Linked DNA regions of Homo sapiens: regions 1 and 2 are each linked to region 3. The links are chromatin contacts, found by Hi-C or POLR2A ChIA-PET in ENCODE. All regions are on one chromosome and are shown on one strand. The core of a region is the stretch at or near the end of the contact, and the rest is flanking DNA. Distances in the headings are between cores, read along the strand shown. Region 1 overlaps LOC127898557 (a long non-coding RNA gene). Region 2 overlaps FHIP1A (FHF complex subunit HOOK interacting protein 1A). Region 3 holds the start of GATB (glutamyl-tRNA amidotransferase subunit B).

What was found. A loop is a pair of places that touch in the nucleus more often than their neighbours do. ChIA-PET counts read pairs that join two places held with the same protein, here RNA polymerase II (POLR2A). Pooled maps may share reads with other maps.
Region 1: a loop to region 3 is called in a map of GM12878, with 5 times the contacts of the local background. The contact joins the enhancer-like site here to the promoter of GATB in region 3. A Hi-C loop is called at or near these places in 2 of 168 maps with a recorded cell type or tissue (GM12878 and endothelial cell of hepatic sinusoid), 15 of 37 single-sample maps with no recorded cell type and 13 of 50 pooled maps.
Region 2: a loop to region 3 is called in a pooled map, with 3 times the contacts of the local background. The contact joins the enhancer-like site here to the promoter of GATB in region 3. A Hi-C loop is called at or near these places in 1 of 168 maps with a recorded cell type or tissue (K562) and 6 of 50 pooled maps. POLR2A ChIA-PET finds 5 or more read pairs at or near these places in 2 of 52 experiments (activated CD4-positive, alpha-beta T cell and activated naive CD4-positive, alpha-beta T cell).

Annotation. Positions count from the first base shown.
Region 1 is chr4:151,885,674-151,890,690 of GRCh38, reverse strand. All of the region lies in intron 2 of LOC127898557 (a long non-coding RNA gene), which reads right to left. LOC102724700 (a long non-coding RNA gene) reads left to right here. Exons shown (of 5, transcript NR_188364.1): 4 at 2,113-2,200; 5 at 2,928-3,745. Among named protein-coding and RNA genes, the nearest start is that of LINC03074, 68 kb to the left of the region's middle. Within about 2 kb of position 2,995, at least 2 of the 41 ENCODE cell types and tissues checked have a DNase peak (open chromatin) inside an H3K27ac peak, as active enhancers do; they include GM12878, where a contact is called at or near this core.
Region 2 is chr4:151,657,958-151,662,414 of GRCh38, reverse strand. The region is part of intron 13 of FHIP1A (FHF complex subunit HOOK interacting protein 1A); the gene reads right to left. Among named protein-coding and RNA genes, the nearest start is that of GATB, 100 kb to the left of the region's middle. Within about 2 kb of position 2,593, at least 9 of the 41 ENCODE cell types and tissues checked have a DNase peak (open chromatin) inside an H3K27ac peak, as active enhancers do.
Region 3 is chr4:151,759,602-151,764,576 of GRCh38, reverse strand. GATB (glutamyl-tRNA amidotransferase subunit B) reads left to right here and starts at 3,570. Exons shown (of 13, transcript NM_004564.3): 1 at 3,570-3,770. The coding sequence starts at 3,595. RefSeq lists an enhancer at 3,575-3,854.

The DNA.
Region 1 (5,017 bases), core at 1,746-4,245, 130 kb before region 3:
GCCTAGCTTGGTTTCTCCCAGGTTGCCCCCAGTTTTGGCCTGATAACCTCAGTCATATAAAAGTTGATAGGCATTGACTAATACCGAGAGATACAAAGTAGCTATAGAGTATAACTAAGGAAAGGTTGTTATTATAACTAAGTCCAGTTACTATGTATAACTAGACTATACATAATAGACTAGTTAGAGAACTGAAGCATGTAAATAGGGTGCCATGAGGAATAGTACCAATATTTTAATCAAGCATGTAATTAATCAGCAACTATTGATTGCATCAATCCATTATTTTTTCAAAAATGTGAATTGAGTGTCTTCAGCACCATGCCAGGTGCTGGGAATACATCAGTGAATTAGACACTAGCCTGTCCTCAAGGAGGTCACAGTCCAATTGGAGAATCTTAGAAGTAAATCAACAATCACAGTACACAAAGACAAGGGCCAAGATGGAAAGTCCAGGCAGCTGGAGGAGTATGAAGAAGGGTTCCTAACTCAGTTGTGGGGGAGAAGAATGACAGAGTCAGAGAATACTTCCCAGGCCAGACAATATCTACTGAGTACTGAAGGGCAGACGATAACCAGATGGTAGCTAAGCACCAGGTATCAATTAGGTTCACGACCTACTCTGGTGCAAAGAACTAACTGGAAGCAGAAGATGAACACAGGATGTGTGGTTTAGTGCTGTTGGGATTCAGAATTGAGCAAGAGTCAGAATTTCCAGAGGATTTGATGTGGGTCCAAGAAGATTGAAAAGGTTCATCCAGGTAGGCAGAAGAGAAGAAGGCCCTCTATGAAGGAAACAAATTTACAGGAATGAGAAATGGGATGCTTAGAGGTCAATAAATGTTCATTGAAGAGTACATGGTTCTGTAGGAAAAACAAAGTCATCTATGACACGCTTCTACCCCCAAGAGCAAGAGTCAATAAACTTTTCCATAACGTGTCAGATAGTAAACATTTTAGCTTTATGGATCATACAGAATTAGTCCACAGGCTATGGTTTGCCAACCTCTGCTCTACAGGCTCACACTCTTATTGGGAACACAAAATAGAGATACAAAAAATGTCTAAAGCCAAATGATCTTGCCCGGAGTCTTGGAAGATTAGTCTAGTAACAAGGCCTGGGTCAGGTTGTGGAGAGCTTTGTACGTCAAACTCAGTGTTTGGAAGTCAGCTGGTAAGCAGTGAGGCACCATTGATGGCTTTCAGCAAAGGACTGTTTTTTGGAAGATCAATTTTGCAACAAGATGCAGAATGGATGAAAGCATAGAGAGCCTGGAGGCAGGGAAACTTGTAAGAACTCTGAAGTGGTACTCAAAGCATCAAGTGAGAACTCAGATTCTGCAGGTAGTCGGGGAATGGAATGGGAAGTACAGGGTGAGAGATATGTCATAGTTTGATGACCGGATATGAGGTCTGAAGGAAGGAAGGAAACAAAGATTCTTTGGGTGGCTAAATGGTGGTGCTGAATGAACAGATACAAACATTTGGGAAAGGAACATTGTATGAAGGGACAATTCATTTATCTCAATGTATGTTACTTTAGAATTGATAGTGGTACACCCACATGAAACTGTTCATCTAAAATACTAGGAGAGCTCATCAGTGTGGCCAGTACTGCAAACTAGAATTGTGGGCCATGCATGAAAAATCAATAGCAACAAAAGTAAGAAGGTTAGTAACAATGGACACTCATGGACAGCCGTTATCCTGCCAGGTATCGATTTAGACATATTACAATGGATTATCTCCTTTAGTCACCCCTACAGTACTCTGAGGCATATATTATTATCCTTATCTTACAGATATGGAGATTGAGCCTTAGAGAGGTAAAGTGATTTGCCCAAAGTCACACAGTTAATAAGGTGTCACACCACAACTAGAAGTCATGTGTGTCTGCCTTGGAAGGCTGAGCTCACAACATCAAACCTCAGCCTCTTGGTTCAGGGGATTTCCTTCCTGCGTGCAGTTTTCTTTCCTCTCCACTAGCCTGTTGAACTCAGAGCCTGTGTTCACTCTTGGTTTCCCAATGCATATGGAAAAATACCCTCTTTCTTCACTAAATTAACCAAAACCCCCCATGGTGCTACTCACACACCTACTCATCCTTTGCAGGTCTGACTTCTCTCCTGGAGGCTCCCTCACTCTCTTCTGCCAGAAATGAGACCCGGGGAAAAACAGCGGTATCATCTATATCCCTGCTGTACGTGAGGTCACTGAATTCCCCTGATCAGTCCCTCTCTCACAGCTTAGCATCTAGACTTCACGGTCATGGCCTCTTCCCCTCACCTTGTCTGGCAGCAGGGCCGGTTCACACCTTGCATGTGTTCCTTCATGTTTTAGCTCCCAGAGGTAGATGGCAAAATAACCACAACCCTTCTTCTTCCTGCAACCATGCCCTTGAAACATGACCCTGAAGCCCCTTTCATCAAGAGGTAGAGTCTGTTTCCCTTCACTTTGGGTCCAGGCTCGCCTTGTGACCTGCTTTGACCATTAAAATATGATGGAGTCATATTTTGCCCATTCCAAGCCTAGGCTTTAAGATTTCTTACACACATTCACTCTCTTTCGAGACCCCTATGTCTGCCTGGGCTAGCCTGCTGTGGGAAAAGAAGCTATTCGGAGCAGAGAGGCATAGCTCATTGTCCCAGCCAAAGCCTGAGACATGAGAGAGCCCAGCCAAGATGAACACAACCACCCATCCACCCAACACACCAACACCACTGACTGTGGGTGCCTGACAGAGCAAGCTGTGCCCAGACTAAATTGATGACTTACAGAATCTTGAGCTAAACAAATGGTTGTTCATCTTTTTTAAACTACTAAGTTTAGAGATTTCATAGCGGTATCTAATACACTACCCTTTTCTCACTAAGATATCAACAATATCTACATTTGAGTAGCAATCAGCTAACTGCATTTTATTCTAGAACTTCCTGTACTGCACATATTGGAGGACTCAGTCACCGACTTGCCTGTGGTTGCTATGAGTCGCCTACAGAACTGAAAATGGGAAGCAGAACTAGGCTGGTTGTACTCCTAACCACAAGGACACTCTCCTCCTCAAATGAAAAGGCTCTAATTAAAAGGCAGGAAAGATCAGGTATCTCTGGAGTTCACTTTTAAAATTGTCAAAAAAAACCTCAAAGTCGCTTTGCTTCTGACTATCCATACATTGGAAGACTAATTAACTATGACAAGCTGACCAGTGGAGACCATTTTCATAAGGATGACACGATGATGGATGGGTGCATGCTGTTACAATGTCATTGCTAAAAAAGACGTGATGAGTCCAAGTTCCAATTACTAAGATTCATATACAATACAGAGGTCTTTTTCAAGCCACAGAACCCCATTGCAACAGGCTGACGTGTCGTCTTTTCTGTATTTAAGAGACACATTCATGGGCCGGTGACATACTGAGCTATGCATGCTAGGCCTTCTCTGCATCTGGCAGCTGGAACGAGACACAACTAAGTCTTGTTGCTTCAGGGCTTTGGGTACCAAATGAGGCATTAGCACAATAGAAACACCCAACCCAGAGCAATGTTTTCCCATCTTCAGACTTGGAGGCCAAGAGGCAATAGCAAGGACATTATGTAGATATTTATACAACCATTTAAAACATAACCACTCAAAAATGTCAAAACCATTCTTAGCTTACTGGCTGTAAAAAGTAGGCAGCTGGCTGGATTGGGCCCACGGGCTATAGTTTGCCAACCCTTGCCTTAAATAAACAAACTTGTTAGATTTCTCACTAGTGTTATATTTCTGCAGCTAAAGTTCTCTTAGTTACAGAAAATTTCTCTTAGGTACAGAAAATCTGGTCACAAGAAGTTTGAAAAATAAATTAACATAAAATTATATACAGTCACATATTACTAAGATATGTAACGTATTATATTAGTATATGTTATTATAATATACAATTTTATATTATAATAACATATGATATATATTAATATATTACTTGTATTAAATTAATATATGGATATAATAATATATTAATATATAAATATGCTAATATATTTTATATCAATATAAAATATACTATAGTAATCAATTATATACAGTAATATATTAATTATTATTTGTTTCAGCTAAAGTCACAAACTGTTTTCTTTCCTTCACACAAAAGCTAAAGCTCCCTTATATGGTTCCGGATGTTTCCACTAACTCACGGCTTACCTAAATCTCTCAGTTTTGTAAAACAAAAAATACTCCCTTGTTTTACAAAACGGGGAGATTTGTCTAAAAAAAGCAGCAAACAAACACTGATTTCATTATTGGAGGTGGATGGAAGGAAGAATTTTGCAGTCTCCTATTTTTGTCATCTGTTGATCTAAATGTCTTTTCTGTAAGAAAGTTGAATACTCTGTGACACTAACATTTCGAATTTAAAATTTTTACTTGGGAATACATTCACATGATTCAAGAATCAAATCCATATAAAGAAATATCTTCTAAGAAATCCTGCTTTTCCTCCATTGCCATCCACCCTGTAGATAATCCGGTATGTGTTTCCAGGGCAGTTCCTGTTTGCCCCCTTTTATTTTCCAAAGGTAGCCTATTGTGCATGCTGTGTTGTACTTCCCTCTTTTTTCGTTTAACTTAGGATCTGTCCTGGAAATCTTTCCATATCAGTACATAGAGATGTGGGGATGGATCTAAGAGAATTGAAATTAAGCAGATTTATGTTATAAGCAGTTTATTGAGATATTTTAACTCTATAGGGGTACAGAATTGAAATAATGTTGTTTTCTAAACTGTCTCTAATTCTGCTGAATCCAATCCCTTTTTTGCACTGGGTAGTGGCTCCCTCAACATTTCAACCTGACTCCAAAACTTGACAATTACTTCTGTTTATTAAAACAGTCATTTTCAGTTTTTAAGAGTGGTTTAAACACTTATTCCACACACTGTCCCACGGGCCGGATTTAAGTCTCTTGAGGCTTGGCATGGAGCAGTCGTTGGGTGGCAGGGGTGGGGTGTCTGTACTCACACTCTCCCCCTTTCCCTT
Region 2 (4,457 bases), core at 1,344-3,843, 100 kb after region 3:
TTGCTGGAGAGTATCTAGTTATGAGTGCAGTTCCTATAACGGACTAAATCCTGAAGATGCAGCCCTTGTGCACTCCATGACACACATATTTGCCCAACAGATATCCTCCACCATATAGCATCTGATATGAGACTTTCACCCAAAATTCCTTCTAAGGAACTTCATGCAGAAATCATGGCAAGAATATAGGTTTGTCAAGAATCCTCCATGCCAGAATGTGGAAATGGGAGAAACTGACAAAGGCATCTCCTGTCATTGGCTTATTAAGGGGCGATGAGTAGTCCCGCCTGCTCTGCCAGCCTCTCATGCTGGGATGACTGTTCTCCCTTTGCCAGTTAAGCCCTGACAGCACAGCATAGCTCCAGCAGGGAGGCTGGGTGAAATGGGTCACTCCAAGCTCTCTGCAGCGGGTGCTCCAGCCTCTCGGGCTCCCCGGTGACCTCCAGTCTTCTGGCCAGGACCTCCAACGTTTTACATAAAAGGAGAGCGGAAGATTCCTTGAGATCAGCAGAAATAATGGAAGGGAAGGAAGTTGGGTGCTGGAAAGACCAGATTAAGAACTTCCTGCAACCATGGGGAATTAGTAGCAGCAAATGGCTTAGAAGCCTATATTGAAGGAGGGTTCCCATCTCAATTTCAATAACATAGGCTTAAGATGAGTTCAAATTTTAACATATCCAAGTGATTTGCATTTTCCTATCAAATCAGTTTTTACTAATTAAAATGGTTCAACATCCCTATTTGATTCCTGAACATCATCAGCCCTCATATATTTGTAGGAATTATTTATGTCTTCCTCTGCCCCCTACCCAAACAATCTCATTACTCCTTATAAATCATTATATTCAAGTTCTTCATTATTTTGGCTGCTTCTTAGAATTCAGTACCATTTTTCAACACTCTTCTCAGAGTGTTGCTTAACTACAGTACTAAAAATTCTTGACATTTATAGTACTTTCCACATCTCACTACTATAGTCTTTAGTGTTAAAAAAAAAAAAAAAAAACAACTTCCACTTGACTGCTTTAAATATCCTTTTAGATTAAGGCTTATCACAGCTTTAATGCCATAAAGAACTGGAAAAGTTGCTGAGAATCTGTCTTCTGCTACCTTTCAGCAGAAATTCATGTCCCGGCAACAGAGTGAGCACAAAAGTGTTGATGTCACTGAGGTACATGTCAACCTTGGAGAGCACCCCTTCTCATCCCCAACCCTAGCTCAGGCCCTGTCACTCTCCAAAGCGCCCAGCAAAGCTCACAAAGGAAGCTGGCCTGCGTTCCAATGGGGACTGGGACACCATGGACCTACTCCCAGACCGAGACCTGCACTGTTCATGCTTGTTCCTCCACCTGGAATTCCCTGCCCCATTCTCTGCTCACCTAAATCTTACTAGCCTTAGAGGCATTATTTGTACAGTGGTTAAGACCACAGAGTCTGCCACTTGCTGGCTGACCTCAGGCAAATTGCTTTACCTCTCTGTACTTCTATTTCCTCACCTGCCAAAAGCTATTCATAGAGTTGTTATAAGGATTAAATGAGTCAATAGGTATAAAGTACACAGGGACCTCTGAATGGGTGTCAGCTACCACATCATCCTCATCAGTACAGTTGCCACCAACTTCACAATGAATTTCCAGTTTCCTGCCCCCAGAAGTCATTCCTATAGTCTTTATGCCTTCCTCTGCCCTCTACCCAAACAGTCTCATTCTAGCCTCCTCTCCATGTTATTGACCAACTAAGGCCTGCATTGCCCTTCAGCCTCACATTGTTTATGTTTTATCACCTCTGCTAGACTCCAACCTTTCTCAGGGCTGAGCCCTATCTGATAACATGTCTTTAGCAACCCCTAACACACTTCTGTATTCACAGAAGCTAATAAACATTTGCTGAATAAATGAGTGAAGGAACTGATCTCATCAGTCTTCCCTACTCCTGATTCTCCCTGCAGCTGCTCGTATTCCTCTCCCCATTCTCCTTCAAATTCATTCATTCTCTTCCAAATTCATTCATTCTCTTCCCCCCTAAAAAGGGGTTTTGTGACTCATTTGTCTAGCTTGATCTGTGAATAAAAAGTGTCATTGCTAAGGCTCATTTACCCAGTATGAATCCAAGAATCAGAACTGTCTTCACTAATGAAGGCAGAACACCCAGTGAGGGAGACCAGGGGCTGGCTGGGAGATCCATAGCATGATTCCATCAGTGGTGGCAGCACATTGACCCGGGCTCCCCTCCGGGGTCTTGGCCTTTCAGTGTGTCACCAAGCACCATCAAATTCTCCATTCAAAAGCAAGCAGACCCGAGTTATGGTCCCTACCTGGCCACCAGCTCATCATAAAATGTCTGTTTCCATCTCTGTAAACTGGGGCCATTACCTACCTGATCTCCCTTCTAGAATCAGTGCCCAGTAAAAGGGCTCTGAATATAAGTAAATACAGTGAACTGTTACTCTGTGGTTTGGAAAGTATTTGAGTAGAAAGAGAAAGGCATGGCAAGTGGCTGAATCTCAGAGACCAACAGCCTCAAGAATAATAATGTGGAACTGGGAACAGGACGTCCGCTCTCTCTGGAGCAGCGGCCACACAGACTTTTACTGCTGTTGGAAGCATTAGTGAGGAGGCTCGTTTTTCATCGGGGCTGCCAGGAGGTGAAGGGAATGCAGGGCCTGCATAATGGAGCAGCTCTGGCTACAGACGCCTGAGTTACGCCCCTCATAAAAGGGTCCAACAAGCATGCACGAGCACCTGAAGAAAAAGGCAGGACGGAGGGAAGTATAAATAAATGTCAGAATTAGGAATGGCTTCTGAAATGTTGCCCTGGGTCTGAAAAGCTGCAACACAAGGTTTTCAAGACTAATACTGGGAAGATTTCAGAAGTGAGGAGAGAGATACATTATGTGTTCATCTCCCTGGCAGCAGCATTAGGCAAAGGGCAGAGCACACAGACACTTGGAAACCCAAATATTTGGCCCATTACCATAATTCTTCATTGTAAATTGCTCTGTATCCCAGTGAGAACAGGCCTCCCAGATTTGACTCATTTACAGGAAATCATGTCACAGTAAATGCTTCAGAAGTCAGCTTTGTACAAGGGGACAGGAAACTCTCATTCTGTCAGTTAAAGATGCTTTAAGTGGGGGAAGAGTATGACTTGGCTAACCTGGAAAAGTTAGAAAGTTAATCTAAAAAAACTCAAGTAAAAGAAAAATGTTATATCCAGAGAGAAGATTCTTACAGGTCAGAGCCCTGGAGTGTCACAGACCTTACTTAAGGAGCATGGAACCCAGCTAACTAATTTGACAACCTTAGGCAGTGAGAACAAGTTCCCTGGGCACATATTTTGCAATCATGGCCTCCAGACATTCTGAAACCAGGACAAGCCTAAGGTGTGAGTGACCCCCACCCCTTCCCTGAATGTAGGGGTTAAGGCTCAGTGTACCCTGAGTATCTAGTGCACCTCAGTATATCTAGGTTGGTCAGTGTGTACACTCATCTCCTTGAATTAGCTAAGACGGGCTCAGGCACTTGAGTTTCATGATCCTGGTTGAATACCCTGGACCTCTAATTTTGGCTTCCTTAATGAAAATTAAGCTAATGGTGCCTTTTTTGCCCTTTTCAGAGCACTGTTTGATAATGAAAATTGACCGCTTGAGAAAGCCCCTTATAAACTGTAAAATACAATGAAGACCAGGCCTTGTCTAGGAGACTGCAGAATGCCCACAACTTGTTGCAGCTCTTCCCACTCTTCCCATCAAGAGGTGGGGTTTTTGCTCCATTCTTCAATCTGCGCTGGCCCTCTGTCTTGCTTTGGCCAACAGAATGCTGCAGAATGGACCTTACGTGAGCTCCGAGTCTGAGCTTCAAAAGATTTTCTATGCTTCTGCTCTCACTCTTGGAACCCCATTAACTGTGACATGGACCAGCCTGGGCTAATCTGCTGGATGGTGAGAAACACCCCCATCACCTCCATCACTCCAGCCAACAGCCACAGATGTGAGTAAGGCCATCCTAGACATCCAGCCACCCACTGATGGCAGACACACAAGCGAGTCCAGGTAAAATCAGCCTGGCCCAGATCAGCAAAACACCCAGATGACCACACAGATTCATAAGCAATCATAAATGGCCTTGTGTTAAGCCAATGAGTTTTTGCAGTGGTTTATTATACTGGTAATTGGTGTACCTTCTCTCACAGGGTGGGTGGCAGCAGCATGCGCCCTGTTCAGGAGGAACACAGGTCACACACTTACCACCCATGTGTCTAAGGAGGCCACATGGCACCCGAAGTCTACCTTCTCACAGAGATGCCAGGCTTCTTTCCCTCCATGAATGCCTTTGCCTGCTCTTCTCAAAGCCCGACTCCTCGCTTTACCAGTGGCACATGGCCTACCTTTCTTTCAAATCCTAACTTGCAGTACCCTAAGAGCTCATCACAACCCAAGTTCTGGCTTCAGCCGGAAA
Region 3 (4,975 bases), core at 2,321-4,820:
TAAATGATGCTATTAATTTCTGTTATATGTACATTATCTTATGTGGGTTTTGTTGTTACTGCTGTGGTTTCTTTCTCTTTTTTTAAGAGAATATCTACTGACCTAGCCATCTTCCGTCTCTACCATGTGGCATAAAGTTTCAAGACAGCAGGCTGAGTTCCATAGCCATAGAACACATAGAAACTCACAGCCAAGAAAGACAGGGATCAAGCTCACAACTGTGCTAAGAAATACTAAGATAACCATCTGCTTCCAGCTCTGTTAGACTACAAGGGGCATTTTGTTGATTAGCCTGCTAAATGCTTTTAAAGCATTGACTTTGTTTCCACAGGACAAAAGTAGTTAATCAAAGACTACATTAGTTAATGCAATTTTAACTGGAAAGATGTATACAAATAGATTTCGACATACATTGCCAGGATAGTGGAAACTGTCTCTTTTTCACTTTACTTGCAATTTTAATGTTTCTATTGAAATTATTTATTTCATTTAAAAAGTGGAAACTTAGAACCACCTGTATTACCCCCTCACATTGCACCCACATTGCTGAAGAAGCTATCTATCCTAGGACATTGGGTATTCATGTTATTTCCCCCATCGTGAACTAGTGAAAGGGAATGATTACAATTAAGCACAACTTAGATTTGAGAGAAAAAGTAATCTGTGTTCAGAAATCAATGTGGTTTTATTCATAGTTTTGAGTCAAATGCAGAGGTGAGCCAGTTCATTCCAACTCTGACATTCAAAGACCCACTGAAGAGCACTAAACAAAACCAAGCATGTTATTTTGACACATCTAACTACTGCCATTTATAAGTAACGACTCGAAATTCTGCTCTGCTTTACATAGCTTTTTAAAAACCTGTTCTAAATCTATTTGTACTGTGTATCAATTATATGGATAAAATAAGAGCCGAGAGGCTCTCCCTAAGAAAAATGTTGTTTTTGCTAGAAACTCTGCCCAGCTACCTTCTGAGTTCCTTGAAAATGAAAATCTCTGTGTCTCCCAGATGACAGCCACCTTGTCGGTGCAACCAAAATAGCTCTCGCAGCTGGAGAGCTGTCTATCAGCAATAGTTCTGACAGATATCAGATTTGGCATGCAGCAGGAAGGCTAGAAATGGTCCCACAGAAGGCGGTTTGGTGGGAGTATGACCAGCTAAGGAGCAAGGCAGGGGGAGCACTCAGAAAACAGTGCTCCTGTTTTCACAAGGAAAACTACAGGCATTTCGGGAAATGACAAATAGTCTTGAGGGAGAGGACAGCCAAAGAGATGGTTATTGACAAGTCTCTATTTCCACGATTAGTTCTATAGGATTTTTGAAAGGGCAATGATTAGATAGAGACAAGATGCAGGAAACTGGCCGGTTTCCGTTCGTGAAAGGAAGCAAATACACTTACATGCGTAGGATTTTTATCTCCTCTAGTGGTGGGGTGGGGCCTTTGAGGCGATAGCCTATTACTGAATAATACCGCTTCAGAAACAAAGATGAGCTTCCCTTATAGCGCGTTTTACCCGTAAGATTAGGATTTTCATTAAATGTGTTGCTCTCCCTTACAGTGGTTTTCAAAACATTCCCAATCTTCCATTTGATGGAGTGAATCGCCTTTTAAGGATGCTGATTACCAGCGATGAGGTAACAAGTGTCCCCCTCTCTTTTTAGCTAGAGATACAAGATTCCATTCTCCTCTGTTGTCCTAACAAAAGTGAAGCCATTTTGTGCTCAGAGGCAACTCTCCTGACCCCTAGTCTGGGCCAGAAAAACCTGAGGAGCTAAATAAGTAAAAGAAAGCTAGCTTACCTAGAGTAAAGGTGGAAAACATGGAAACTCAGAGGGAAGACTCTAGTAAAGGATCTAGAGAATCATCTGAACCTTAAATAAAGGGCAATAATTAGAGAGAAATTTTGGAACAAGTCTCCACCACTCCCTTCCAGTCCCTGTCATTTTTGTCATTTTCATCCTTGGTCAAATGACTGATACTTCTGGTGTGGCAATTTAGAACAGTGATAGTGGATGAAAAAGTAGAAAAGATGGAAAAAATAAATGATGACAATTTTAAGGACAGTAACTAAAGTTTCTTTCTTCCATATGGATATGCAATTGAAGTGTATTAAAGGAAAAGATCAAAGGTTACAGCCAACTAATCAATGGATTATTGATCAATAACTGAAAATCTATCAATGTGAAGTATACAAAATATGCAGCTTTTCCCCTTGCCCTGCTCTATACTCAGAATTAGGCATCACTGATGTCTACTTGATTTCTCCTCTTGAATGTCTCCAAGGCAACCAAACTCATATGTTTTCTTTGCAAACCTGTTCCTTTTCTGGTTTCCTTATCTCGGTGGATAACTTCATCAGCCAGTTGTGCAAACCAGAAATCCAGGAGTTATTTGTTTCTCCTAGCCTTCCACCATCATATCCAATCCATCAGAGTCCTTCAATTTTACTTCCTATATCTATCTCAAACAGATCCATTTCTCTTTGGCTCTGCCACCACCCTAACTCATCATCTCTCCCCTAAACAATTACTGCTCCAAAGGGCATCCACTCCATCCTTTGTCAAATGCATTCTCCACACTGCACTACTTTATTCAACAAATATTTTTAAGGAACCTACTTTGTACTGTAGTGAATAAGACAGACGAGGAATTTGTGGAAATAGAAGATAAACATCAGGCAGTCAAAAGCACTACGAGGACAATCAAAGTCGGGTGATGAAATAGAGAGTGGCTAAATGACTATTCTAGACTGTGTTCAAACACAAGAAATCGGTGGCAGTTTTAACAAGGGGTATTAGTTTTGACACAGGAAAATGAAGGAAGTCCGCTGGGACGATGGTATCTGCTCCTAGCATATAAGGAGTGTGTTTCTGATACTGGCCAATAATAAAAAGGAGGTTAAAATGTACATGAACATTCAATCTAGGGCTGTTTGTCTCCAATTACCTCTGCTTAAACATAGCACTTACTACCTATATGGAAGTATCTTATTTTTGTTAACTTCTGTATGTCTCCCTTCTTTAGAATGTAAGCTCCATGAACATGCGGGCCATAACTGTCTTGATCTCTGCAGTAACTACAGTGCCTAAGAGAACTGAGCCTGGCATTACGGTAGGCATGCAAATAAGTATTTGTTGCATTAACGCACAAATTGCTGAGTGAAGCAGGAGAGTAGACAGAGAATATAACGGATTGGGTTTGGGGGCTGAGGAAGTCTCTGCTGAGCTGTCAAGGTCATTTACTTCCCCTTGCAAGGTTAACTGGGTTATAAAATCCCGGCCACGCTTTAGCACCAAGCATCAAGCGCTCACACTCTAACTTATACACACGCTCACAGCCACAAACCTCTCCAACTCCCCGCTAGGAGGAGTCACACCTCCCCACCCAGAAACCCTCCCACCCTCTCCTCTATTTCTCCTTCCCTCCCCTCTCCGCGGGGTTCCGGCAGGCTTCGAATCACAATGCTCGCCGGGAATAGTAGTCTTCCGGTCCGAGCCTATGGCGTTTTTAATGCATTTCCAGAACTACGCTTCCCAGGGAGCCTCGCGGCATAGTGAGGCTGAGTCACCTGACCAAGACCCTGGAGTTACAATGGCGGCGCCCATGCTGCGCTGGGGCTGCCGTGGAAGACGTTGGGCTTTCGCCCGGGTTGACGGTGGTTCTTGCCACCGAAGAGGGGCTCCGACTGGGTCCACATCCAACCAGATTAGGGGAGAGAGCTCAGTGGCTCAGCAGCCCCTCCACACGGCCCAGAAGACGAGGAAAGGGTATTCTGTTTCATACATTTCTGCCCACCTAACTGTGAGGTGGAACTGCAGGACTGGGGAAATAATGGCAATTACGGCCCAGCTTCTAGACGTTTTGGCTGACGGGAGGGCGTTGAGTTATAACCTGGAGCCCCGAAACCTAAATAAAAGCACAAACAGACTTTCTATCAACTCCGCCCCCATATATAAACCACTGTTTTCAAATAGATGTAGTTGGGGAATTCGCGAGTGTAAAATAGCAAATATTTTCTTGAAGGGTGCACAGACAGAAGAGTGGATTCGGTCATCTTACTAATAGCACTAGCAGTGGGGACGGTGACACGAGAAGCGGGATCATATTTAGCTGATTTTATTTAGCGCTAGTATGGGCTGGCAGCGTTCTAAAGGTAGAAAGGGAGCCTTTACCTACAAGCTCTTGGTAGTGGTGGGTTATTGTCATTAGTCAGAAAACACTAGCTATCTGTGCAGGCGTTTTATGTTGGAATATGTGTGACTAGACCTAGGAGGACGCAGCCAAAAGAAGAGATACTCCCCCTGGTTATATGGAGAGTTTTGCTTATTTGGCCAGATATCCCCTGAACAGCTGTTTATGCTTCATTATGTAAGAATTAAATAGTTTCTCTTTAAATACAGAAACATATGGCAAGTTTCTAATATTTTGTTTATTCTTTGAGACTAGTTGGCATTATTTTTACTTTCAGTTGGAGGAACAGAGGGAAATTGTCCAGAAAGAAGTATTCAGTTTTGTATTCTTTTCGTGAATTAGATTGTTTCCTTGTGAATGGAAAGTACATTTTTTCTCTCATGTAATGGAAATGCAAAAATACTTTGAATGGTGCTTTACTGCATGCAGAATTTCTAATGAGTTCCTACTTTAATTCCCCTCCCTTATGGGCTGTGTTTCCAAACTTTAAAAAGAAGGACTTATTCTTGCAGTACTTCAGATATAGAACTTTATATGTTGAAATGATTGAAACAAAACAAAACGATGTAAAATATGTATATATATATATATGTATATACACAAAATTACTTGGGAGAAGAGCAGGATAGGAACATACATGGATTTCATAGGGAATAAGCACATTTATAAGGACCTGGAGAGGCCTATGTACAGACCCAACAGAGTAGGACTGACCAGATAAGAGAGATTATTATAGCATTTAACAGCTTCTTAGATTTGATAGCAAATAAGCATTAAAAAA